Linked DNA regions of Homo sapiens: region 1 is linked to region 2. The links are chromatin loops, found by intact Hi-C in ENCODE. Cell type or tissue: ascending aorta. All regions are shown on one strand. Links, peaks and the distances in the headings refer to the core of each region. The heading gives the core; the rest is flanking DNA. Region 1 overlaps FRMPD1 (FERM and PDZ domain containing 1). Region 2 overlaps ALDH1B1 (aldehyde dehydrogenase 1 family member B1).

Region 1 (5,373 bases), core at 254-5,253, 650 kb after region 2:
CCTCACACTGAGCCATACTGAACACTTTCCTCCGCTCCCTGCCACCGCTCTTGTGTCCTTTGCCTCTGAATAAGCTCATAGCCACTTTCCAGTGGGAGGAAAAGACCTTCTAGCTGGTCTCATTGCTTTCCCCAATCCCCACTCCATCTGTTTGCCATATGATTATGTGTCTCTCCTGATGTAAAATCTAACCCCCTGCCCGAGGTCTTGTATTATACAACCCAGCTCCTGCATGCCCCTCCCAGCTTCATCTCCTATCACTCTTCCTCCAGCTTGCTATGTTCCAGTTGCGCTGATCCTGAAATGCTTCAAACACACTGTGAGCCTTTGCAAATACTATTCCCTTTTCTCTCACTTTTCCATTCCTGGCTTCTTATACTTTAGGCCCCAGCTTCAGCATTCCCTCTTCAGAAAGGCCTTTCCTGACGATCACTTTGGCAAGATTGGTTCATTCTATCCCTGTCTTGGCATCTTTTCTTGGTTTCTTTGTATCACCTCTCAGTCAGTAATGGATTTTTTTTTCTGTGTCTTTCCTACAATTATAAGTTCCTTGAGGAGACTATGTCTGCCGTGTTCGTGGTTGTATTCCCAATGCCACTGCATAGTATATATTTGTTGACAATAAATGAATGATTTTTTTCTACATTCTTGACATATCCAAATTCTATCTATCAGATCCAGGACCTGACACACAGTAGATACTCAATAAATACTTCTTGACAGGCTAGTTTTAATTAATGCTGATTTCTGCAGGAAGCTTTCCCTGATTACTACTCTGCCCCTCACTCCAAAATGACTTCTCTCTCCTTAGACTCCTCACAGCACCTTATCTGTTCTCTTTGGAGGCCGAGTGAACCGCGCCTTATGTTGTAAGCCTCTATCTTCACGTGTCACCTAATCTCTCTCAGGAGCTTTTCAAAATATAATAAGATTCTTCCCCAATTATTTACATTCTGCATCAAGCAGATGATGCTGCATCAGGCATCACCTGGCATGGGCAACCCATGAATGTTTGTTGAAAGAAATGAATCAGCCAATGTGATGGTGGGTGGGAAAAGGAAGGAAAGGTGTAAATGTCCCATCGTTTCTTAGTCACTAAACAATTGACCCTTGCATTTCAGGGTAGCAAGTCCCCATTCTGCCTATCTCATGTTGGAGGCTGCATGACTCAAAGAAAGTGCTAAACAGTGCAATTTCCCCTGCTTCTTTAGCTTTTCAACAAACAGTGAAGGGTTTCCCAGCACTTCTGGGACTTAGTTCTCCTCATGGGAACTGTAGAGAAAAATAGCAGCTCCATACAGTAGCAACTCAAGACAGTTAATGAATTTGAGGGGAGGAGAACCAAAGAAAAAGGAAATAAACATGTATTGAGTTCTGAGCTGGAAGCTTCAGTCTTCTTTGTGCCTTCCATGATTATTTATTCTTCACAATAATGCTGAATATATATTATTCAACAATCTCTAGGGTGTTGGCTGTATTAGAAAAATGCATTCAAGGTATCTAAATAAGACATCTGCCACATATTAGGCCCTCATTAAATGAAAAGGAGTATTATTTCCTTTTGCCAGATGGGGAAACTGAGGCCCAGAGAAATGCCTGATAACACAGGCCAAAGCCAGGATTCAAATCCTGATTGAGGCCAGGTGCAGTGGCTCACCCCTGTAATCCTAGCACTTTGAGAGGCCAAGGTGGGCAGATCACCTGGGGTCAGGGGTTCGAGACCAGCCTGGGCAACATGGTGGAACCCCATCTCTACTAAAAAAATACAAAAATTAGCTGGGCATGGCAGCAGACGCCTGTGATCCCAGCTACTCAGGAGGCTGAGGCAGGAGAATCGCTTGAACCTGGGAGGTAGAGGTCGCAGTGAGCCAAGATCGTACCATTGCACTCCAGCCTGGGCAACAAGAGTGAAACTCCATCTAAAAAAAAAAAAAAAAAATTCTTGTTGAGTGAAGTCCCGAGCTCCTCCCCTAAACTTGTGAACACATAGGTTGTGTTTTTACCTCTTCACAGCTTTCTGCTGACAAAAGTTTCAGGTCTTGTTTAACATTAGGCAATTTTTATTATTTTGGTGCCCTGTAGTTCCTATTTTTCATTGCCATGAAATTGCTTCCAATCTGTGTTCAAGAGCCTCATTTAAGTTTTATTCAAAGTATCCTATGAAAAGAAACAGGCCTCTAAGAAAATACGTCTTTTCCTGGCACAAGTACTGGTAACTGGTTTCTAGTTATTAACAACAAGTTATCGGTAACAGGAGATGGGAAGGATGCCTTTTCACGTCTTCTCTCAGGTATTGTTTTCCTTCTGTTTGGAGAGAGCTGAGGTGTGTGACTTCATACTCTCCTTTCTGTTCCTGCTTTTGCTGGGTGGAGGGAAGGAGCCCTAGAGAAGAGCCACAGCGGCAGCACTGAGCTCACACTGGTCAGGAGCACCAGAGGGACAAGGGACTCCTTTAACGAACTCTAATAGCCTAAGGTGAGTGACTAAACCACCTTTGGCCTGGACAGAGAAGCCAGGCAAAGAGGCACCCCAAGGGAGGCTTAAAATCAGTTTCCCTGGGGTCTAAAAACAAAATACAGTGGATGGTTTCAGACTAGAAGAGACGTCCATAAGAGCTGAGGGTTATTGCTAGCATTTATCATCTACTAGATTGAGTACTTGCTGGATTTCTATCCCATAAAATGGGCACTATTAGTATGCCAATTTGCAGAAAAGAAAACCAAAGCACTGAGAGGTTAGGTGGCTTGTCTAAGGTCCACCAGGATGAACTGGGATTAACTGGCTCAACTGGGGTAAGAAAGGTATCCAATATATTTCTTTTGCTTTAATTTTCTTAAAAAGGCAAATCTAATTCAAGGCTTTAATGTTCGGCTTTTTATATATTTAAAACAGGAATAAGGTGCAAGATTCAGGGATGCAATCAATTTCAGATAAAGCACATGTGTGGCCTTGCAATGAAAGAACTTCCTGCCACCTAGTGGCAACCTATGCTTGCTGCAGTGGGGCAGCCAAGAATCCCAGGCCTCCTGGTGCAGGCGCTGCAAACCATAACTTGTGAAGGTCGAAGTCTATCAAATATTACCGGTATTCACTCCTATTTGCAAAGGTTATTGCCAAATAAGTGTGATATGAGAAGTCAAGACTGTTTTTCAGTGACCCCCACCTTTCTCCCTCACCCCTGCCTTCTTGAGTATTCCTTTTGCTTCTACACTCCTTGGGTACGCTCCTTTTATGATAAACACTTTGCTGATAGTGATCTAACTAATCTGTGCCTAGAGAGTCTGTAAGCATCCTGACCAGGGGGAGAGACTTGTCTTACTCATCTGTAAATCCCAAGGCCTGGCACAAAGGAAGTATCCAGTGAATGTCTGTTGAACGAATATAAGTGAATGCTTTTAACCCAAACTCTATGACTCAGGCCAAGATTAAGCAGCAGTTTATTTGAATACTCTATATAGTAAACATTTGAAGAGGGTGGGTGGGAGAGTGGAAGGGGCTTCTCAGGGAAGTGTCCAAGGCAGGACAGGGCAGGAGGCCCTTGGGCCGTTGACCTGTTTACAGGGCCGTGGATGCCCGGAACTTCTGGGTCAAACAGAACACGGCGGCCGTGAGGGCCGTGCACTGACGGGCCAGGAGTTTCACACTCAGGTCGTGGTAGCCTCTCTCGCAGGTCGATTTAGCAGCCTCTATAAACTGATGGTAGGTGTACACCACATCCCTCAGGTTCCCCGCTGCCTCCCTGTGCCGGGCGGAGCAGCGGCTACAGTCTGTGAACTGAAAGCACAGGCCGGCCAGCTGGACCAGGTGCTGGAAGGTGTCACGCACGGCCCCCTGCATCTCTTCGGGGGACTGGTCCATTCTGATCACATGCCGACAGCTCGACAGGAGCTTCTGGGAGCCCATGCAGAGGCGGCTCCGGCTTTCGGTAAAGTGCCAGGTGCACTTCTCTGGGGGATGTTTGTTTCCAACCCCCCAGGAAGTTTCTAAAATGTCTTGTAGCTCCAGCAAGCTCTCCATGAGTTGGATGAAGCCCTCAGGGGTGCTGGCAGGGGTGGCTTTCAGCTGTCTCAGTGCCCTGGAGCAGTACTCTGGCCAGATGTGGCTTTTCCTCGACAGGGGTGCGGTGGTGCAGCTGTGGGCTCGGGCAGGCCTCCAGGGCAGAACCACCGGGCTTCCCGCAGAGGGCGGTGAGGTGAGGGGGGCCATGGGGTGTGCTTCCAAGTCCCTGTCTTCTTCCTCTGTCTCAGGCTGCGGGCCACGGAAGCATGTGGCATAGGAGAACTGACAGCTGCACTGGTCCATCCCTATCCTGGGAGCCACCATCTCATTCATGCCTGCAAAACCCAAAGATGTGGCCACCCTGAGACTGGCAGAGACTTCAGGATGGCTTTCTGGGGCAAAGCACAGAAAAGACTTCTCAGCAGAAAGGCAGATGCTAGAGCTGTCACTTTTGCCTTCTGAGAGTAAGCAATGGTTTGAAGTTTCTAAGTGAGGATCCTCTTGTGGACATGGTAGTGGTTCTGGCAGGGAAGGCTCAGGATTAAAACAGACCCACTCAGGGCTGTCCCTAGGGGCTATATCTTGCCCTGTCACATGGTTAGGTGCCTCTGCCTTGATCCCCTCTGGAGGGACGGCTGGTGAAACTGTCTGCTTCCCAAGAAAGAAATCAGGGTCTAAATCCAACTCTACGAATAGTTTTTGTTCTTGAGCCTGGCAGCCTTGCCCTGGGGGTTCTCTGCTCTGTCCTTGAGGGTCTCTAGGGGGATGTGGTGGGATCTGCTCGGTCCCTGTTACAGGAGCATCTAAAGAAAGGGAGGTTACTATTTTACCAGCTGGAGAGCTAATATCAAGAGTCTGTGAAACATTATTTGACACATCACCCGGGGAGTCACCTGAATCCTTCCTAGACTCCTCCTGAAATACGTTGGTGCCATTTTTGTTTGTAACTTCTCTGTCTCTTTCCAGAGATAGTTGTCCTTGTGGCTCTTCCTTTGTAGGGATAGAAGCTATCTTCTCTCCTGGATTTATTCCACATTCATCACTTCTAGGCTCATCTCTAGGAGACAACAAAGGCTCTGTGTATTTGGGGGCAGTTTCTTGTATATGATTTGTACAAAAAGATTCCAATCCCATTTCCAACTGGACATGGGGCTCCAACTGGAGCTCTAGTGTGTCTCCTTGAGAGACATTATTTAGTCCTGGGTTGCTGGCCAGGCAGGCTCTGTCTGGGTTAGGGTCACCACTGGAGAGGGAGAAGGAGCTGTCTCCATGCTCTATGGTTGGTTCTTTGGGGGCAATCCCATCCAGGTCTTGAGATAGAGGTAAGATTTGGGAAGGCCTTGCCTGAGCAGTATCTGGGCCAGATGAACCTGG
Region 2 (5,373 bases), core at 312-5,311:
TCATGGTGAAAAGGTCTATTGCTTTGATTAGCTTTTCAAAGGAACGCAAAACATAAAAATGGTTAAGAACAGGCCAGGTGCGGTGGCTCATGCCTGTAATCCCAGCACTTTGGGAGGCCGAGGCCGGCAGATCACCTGAGGTCAGGAGTTCGAGACCAGCCTGGCCAACATGGTGAAACTGTGTCTCTACTAAAAATACAAAAATTAGTCGGGCATGGTGGTAGGCACCTGTAATCCCAGCTACTCGGGAGACTGAGGCAGGGGGAATTGCTTGAACCCAGGAAGCAGAGGTTGCAGTGAACCGAGATCGCGCCACTGTACTCCAGCCTGGGCAACAGAGCAAAGGCTCCGTCTCAAAAAAAAAAAAAAAAAAAAGGTTAAGAACCGTTGTACATGGTGGAACCACAAGACGAAAGGAACCGGTGTCCCTGAATCTCCATGTGGAAGGAAAATACCAATTTGCCAGGTACCTGCATTAGACTGTTACATAAGCAAAACTAAATAGTCGTCGTATTGAACCCTCAAATTTGGGGGGTTATTTGTTGTGGCGGCTAACATTATGCCAGTACACATGGGAAGAACGCTTGGCTGGGAGCAACTTGTCCAAGTTGCTCTGTCCACATTTCTGGCTAAGTGAGGTGGGATGCACCAGAGGCTCTCAAAGGGCCTCATACCAGGACTTCTTGCTTTCCCTTGAGGGTCTTCCTAACTCCAGGACTAATGTACAGATCATTGGCGCTTGGGAGGATTAAGTGACACTCTCAACCCAGGTTTTCTGGCTTCTGTGCCCAACTCCACCACCTGCTCTTACCAAGGTCTACAGGGAGTCCTGGTGGCTGCAGCCAGGGACATTGCTCAGTGCTCCTCCTACTTGACCTCTTGGGAGCCTCAGGCTTTGCTGGGGGCTCCCTCCCCCGGAAAGTACCCCGCCTTCCTTGGCTTCTTGCCTCATCTCTCCTGGGTCTTCCTCCTGCTCCTCCTCATTCTCTGTTCACTCCTTGTTGGCATTCTTAAGGTCAAATGATTTTGCTCCCCTTACAAACTGTTCTCAACATAGCGGCCCCAGTGATCCTTTTAAAACAAGTCATATCATGTTGCCGCTGTGCCCAAAAGCCTCTGGTGGCTCCTTCCTCAGAGTAAAGGCCCCCGTCAGTCCATCCACACGGTGACCTCCAAACACCAGCCCTCTGCCCCCCTCAGGCTGTGACTTCTCTGTCCTATTTCCCCACCTGGCTTGCTCCATGCCAGCCACCTGGCCTTCTCCTGTGTTCCTGGAGCCTCCAGGCATGCTCCAGTCTCTTGGTGAGACGACCTCTGAGCACCTTACTGAAAATTACAATGTCTACTCCATCCCACCCACTTCCCTATTCCCTTCCCAGCACTGTTGTTCTCTATAATACCCTTCACCTCCTGACAGACTAACGATTTCACCTGTTTTGCATATGGTCTGCCTCTTCTATCAGAAAGGATGTTCAGGATTTTATTTTTTTTTTAGTTTCCTGCTGTATCCTCTGCCCCTAGAATAGTTCCTAGCACATAGACAACATTCCATAAAATGTGTTAAACAAAGGAATACATAAGTAAGAGTCCCACCGTGTCCCTAAACGTGCAACCTCCAGGGTGGTTGCAGTGGCTGGCACTACCCCCCACGTGGTTACTGCAGCCAGAAACATGAGGTTACCCAACTTTCTCTCCTCTCTTGTGCCAAGTTGTCCATCTGTCATCATGCCCTGAAGCCTGCCTTCTGGCTGTCCAGACTCTGCCCCCACCCCACACCCTGGTGTGCCAGCATCACTTTGGGCGCAAGCAACAATGTCCTGAGAGGTGCTGACTCCAGGTCAACTCCCTCAATCTATCCTCCACATTGAAGCAGAGCCAGCTTCAGAAACCGAATGTGATCCTATCACTTTCCTTTAAAAGCCCTCGGGGGCAGCCAGACATGGTGGCTCACACCTGTAATCTCAGCACTTTGGGTGGCTGAGGCAGGAGGATTGCTTGAGGCCAGGAGTTCAAGACCAGCCTGGGCTACACAGCGAGATGTCCCCCATCTCTACAAAATGTTAAAAAAGTTAACCCAGCATGATGGCACACACCTGTAGTCCCAGTTACTTGGGAGGCTCAGGTGGGAGGATCGCTTGAGCCCAGGAGTTTGAAGCTGTAGTGAGCTATGATCAAGCAACTGTGCTCCAGCCTGTGTGGCAGAGGGAGACCCTGTTTAAAAAACAAAAGCAAAACCAAAAAGCACCCTCCCATTGCTAGACCAAGTGTGAGCTTTCTGAAAGGATGCACGAGCCCCTTCACAGTCCAGCCCCTGCCTGCCCCCTGCCCCCATGCTTTTCCTCCCTGCCTCTTTCCTCCTCATGGAAAAACTTGCCCTTCCTCCAACCCTCCATATTTCTCAGACTCCAGGAGCATCCTTCCCTTATCCCTCTGGTCCCCTGCTAGTCATTTAGCAGGACCCCATGCCCACTCCCACTGGGCCTGTGCCTGAACTGAGCTGGGAGCCCTGGGAGGCAGCGGTGTCTGGCAGAATCAGAGGACCTGAGCTTGAGCCTGTCTCCACTCACTGCTGAACACCTCCCAGGCTTGATGTCTATCAAGTGCAGAAGAATAATACTGAGGGCCCTGATGGCAGTTAGAAAGTGAAACCCTGTCTCTACTAAAACTACAAAAATTAGCCGGACGTGGTGGTGTCTGCTTGTAATCCCAGCTACTCAGGAGGCACCCAGGAGGCAGAGGTTGCAGTGAGCCAAGATTGCGCCACTGCACTCCAGCCTGGTAGACAGAGCGAGACTCCATCACGAAATTAAAAAAAAGAAAGAAGCATGAAGGGAGGTGGCCCACCGTGTGTGCTTGATACAGAGGCTTGCTTTCCGCTCATGATCTCACGGCCTCTGTGCTTCTCACTGCACTGTCCACCCGGCTCTGTAATTGTCTCCCCTGCCCAACTGTGAGCTCCTGCAGGGAAGGGACTGTCTTACTCAATTCTCTTTCCCCCAACAATAGGCCTAGAGCAGGACCATCGCCCCCCACCCAACCCCTTTGTTTTTTCTTAAACCAAAGAGTTACTTGTGTGAATTAATGAATCAGGTGGCCACCAGAGGTCAGCCTCACACCCAGAATGGAGCCAACCCAAATGAAAGTTCCTAAATGGCCCCGGGTCTGAGGAGAACCGGTGGGACTGAGCAGCAGCTCTGATGCATCCAGCACAGTGGCTGGCTTGGGTGTGTAGGGCTTGCTGGGCTTTGCCGTGGGTTCTCCAGGCTTGGAGGGTTGGTTCCATGTGCTTGCCAGTATGCGCCGCTCTCTGGTCCCTCGTGCATGCTCATGGGGAACTGATTCCAGAAGAGTTCCCTATTAAACCTCTCCACTTCCTTTCCCTCACCTGAAAAAAGTGGGGTGGTAACTCCATTACTCCACTACCTGCTTTATAGGATGGTTGTGAGGCTTCCATAGCATGGCAAGGTGCCTGGCATAGTGTTTATGGAGTAAGATCTTGGTGAGAGTTTGCTAAGTGGATGGAAGCCCCAGAATTGCAACATCTCCCAAGTGTGAGTCTGGTGGGCAGTGTCTGGCCTGAATGAGGACACCCAGTTAAACCTCCCTGCTCACAAGTCTGTGCATTCAGCACAGTGGTAAAATGAGTGGAGGGGACTGGGCTTGCTGGCTCACGCCTGTAATCCCAGCACTTTGGGAGGCCAAGGTGGGCAGATCATTTGAACTCAGGACTTCAAGACCAGCCTGGGCTATGAGGCAAAACCCTGTCTCTCCAAAAAATACACAAATCAGCCAGGCATCATGACATATGCCTGTAGTCCCAGCTACTCAGGAGGCTGAGGTGTGAGGATTGCTTGAGCCCAAGAGGTGGAGGCTGCAGTGCGCCATGATCGTGCCACTGCACCCACCCTGGACAACAGAATGAGACCCTATCTCAATGAATGAATGAATGAATGAATAAATAAATAAATAAATAAATTTTTAAAAGAATTTAAAAATGGGTGGAGGAGCCGTGATGGCTGAGTTTATTAACAATCTGACCTACAGGCTCCTCACTCTCAGAATTTCAGGGCTCAAAACAAGGGACCATGAAGATTGTCTTTTCCAATCCCATTCCATACTGGAACACTGTCTACAGAGCTCGTCTTTGGTTAAGGAGTATTGAAACTTAAATAAGGAATGGAGTTGTTAAAATATTGTGATGTTGCACATTAATCATTAGAGACACCCAGCCGCCCATTTCCATGTCCCAGTGCGTTTATGAGAAACTTTCGCTGCTGTGCAACAGAGGTGCCAACAGCCTCCCAGAGAAATCCGTAGAAGGTGCACTATGGGGGAGTGTCAGGGTCACCTTAGCTGTAGACAAATGGTGTAGAAAGGAGGTCCTAGGAAGGGAGGTGAGGGAACCAAACAGACTCTGAACCCTCAAGCAGCAGTTTCCAGCCAAACCCAAGTTATGATAATAAACAAAATCATCATGTTGCCTAGGTAAGACAATAGGATGTTTAAGAGTTGACTGGGGCCAGGCATGGTGGCTCATGCCTGTAATTCCAGCACTTTGGGAGGCCGTGGCAGGAGGGTTGCTTGAGACCAGGAGTTTGAGACAAGCCTGGGAAACATGGTGAAACCTCATCTCTACAAAAAATACCAAAAAAAAAAAAAAAATTAGCCAGGCATGGTGGTGAGTGCCTGTAGTCCCAGCTACTTGGGAGGCTCAGGTGGGAGGATTGCTTGAGCCTGGGAAGCAGAGATGAGTGGGGTGTGCATTTACAGGAATGGGGGGACTTGAACGTAAGGTGGCTTGTAAGCAGCATGGTCTAGAAAGATGGACCGAGAGAGGGAGGCTCAGCATTCTGCTTCTGTATTGTGGCCTGGCTGGCTTGGATTTGCCTTCACTCCCATCAGTTGGGGAATGAATGTAGCAAGACTAACAATAAACATTATGAACTCTGAGGTTTGAAACTCTGGAAATCCCCAGCATGTCAAGGTGGCCCCCATGCTAGGCTTGGCTTGAAGGGTGGGTATGGTTTGGAAGGGGTGGGGGGCTGTGGAAACGAGTCCAACAAGATGGGCCCATTCTGAGCAGGAACCAGAGTTTTTCTCTACGGGTCTTACAGTTGCACTTTGTCACCCATCCAAGAGAAAACAAAAACAGAAACATTGGGGAGGGGACTTTTGCACCTGACTGGGGGTTGACTAGACCACCTGGGTCCCTTCCATCCCCCACACTCTATAAAATGTTCAGCAGCAGGACAATATGGAGACAAAATGGATTTGCTCACAGAATGTATACGTTTATTTTTTAACGGAGTTAATTCATGGCCGGGTGTTGTGGCTCCCACCTGTAATCCCAGCACTTTGGGAGGCTGAGGCGGG

Evidence for each region. A loop is a pair of places that touch in the nucleus more often than their neighbours do. Peaks named below come from ENCODE experiments on the same cell type or tissue, not always from the same donor. Only the 100,000 strongest peaks of a DNase experiment are listed, where the experiment ranks them.
Region 1: it touches region 2 in a loop (2.8-fold over the local background); 25 of 110 quality-filtered maps call a loop at or near these places.

What each region holds. Positions count from the first base shown.
Region 1 is chr9:37,744,952-37,750,324 of GRCh38, reverse strand. FRMPD1 (FERM and PDZ domain containing 1) reads right to left here. Exons shown (of 16, transcript NM_014907.3): 16 at 3,421-5,373. The coding sequence ends at 3,556. Among named protein-coding and RNA genes, the nearest start is that of TRMT10B, 6.2 kb to the left of the region's middle. RefSeq lists an enhancer at 3,934-4,435. In ascending aorta, for the core only: a CTCF peak has its summit at 2,983 (motif pointing left); DNase peaks (open chromatin) are centred at 3,002 and 3,738.
Region 2 is chr9:38,398,559-38,403,931 of GRCh38, reverse strand. It overlaps ALDH1B1 (aldehyde dehydrogenase 1 family member B1), which reads right to left. Exons shown (of 2, transcript NM_000692.5): 2 at 5,271-5,373. Among named protein-coding and RNA genes, the nearest start is that of ALDH1B1, 8.5 kb to the right of the region's middle. In ascending aorta, for the core only: a CTCF peak has its summit at 3,117 (motif pointing right); a DNase peak (open chromatin) is centred at 3,121; H3K27ac peaks cover 2,148 bases.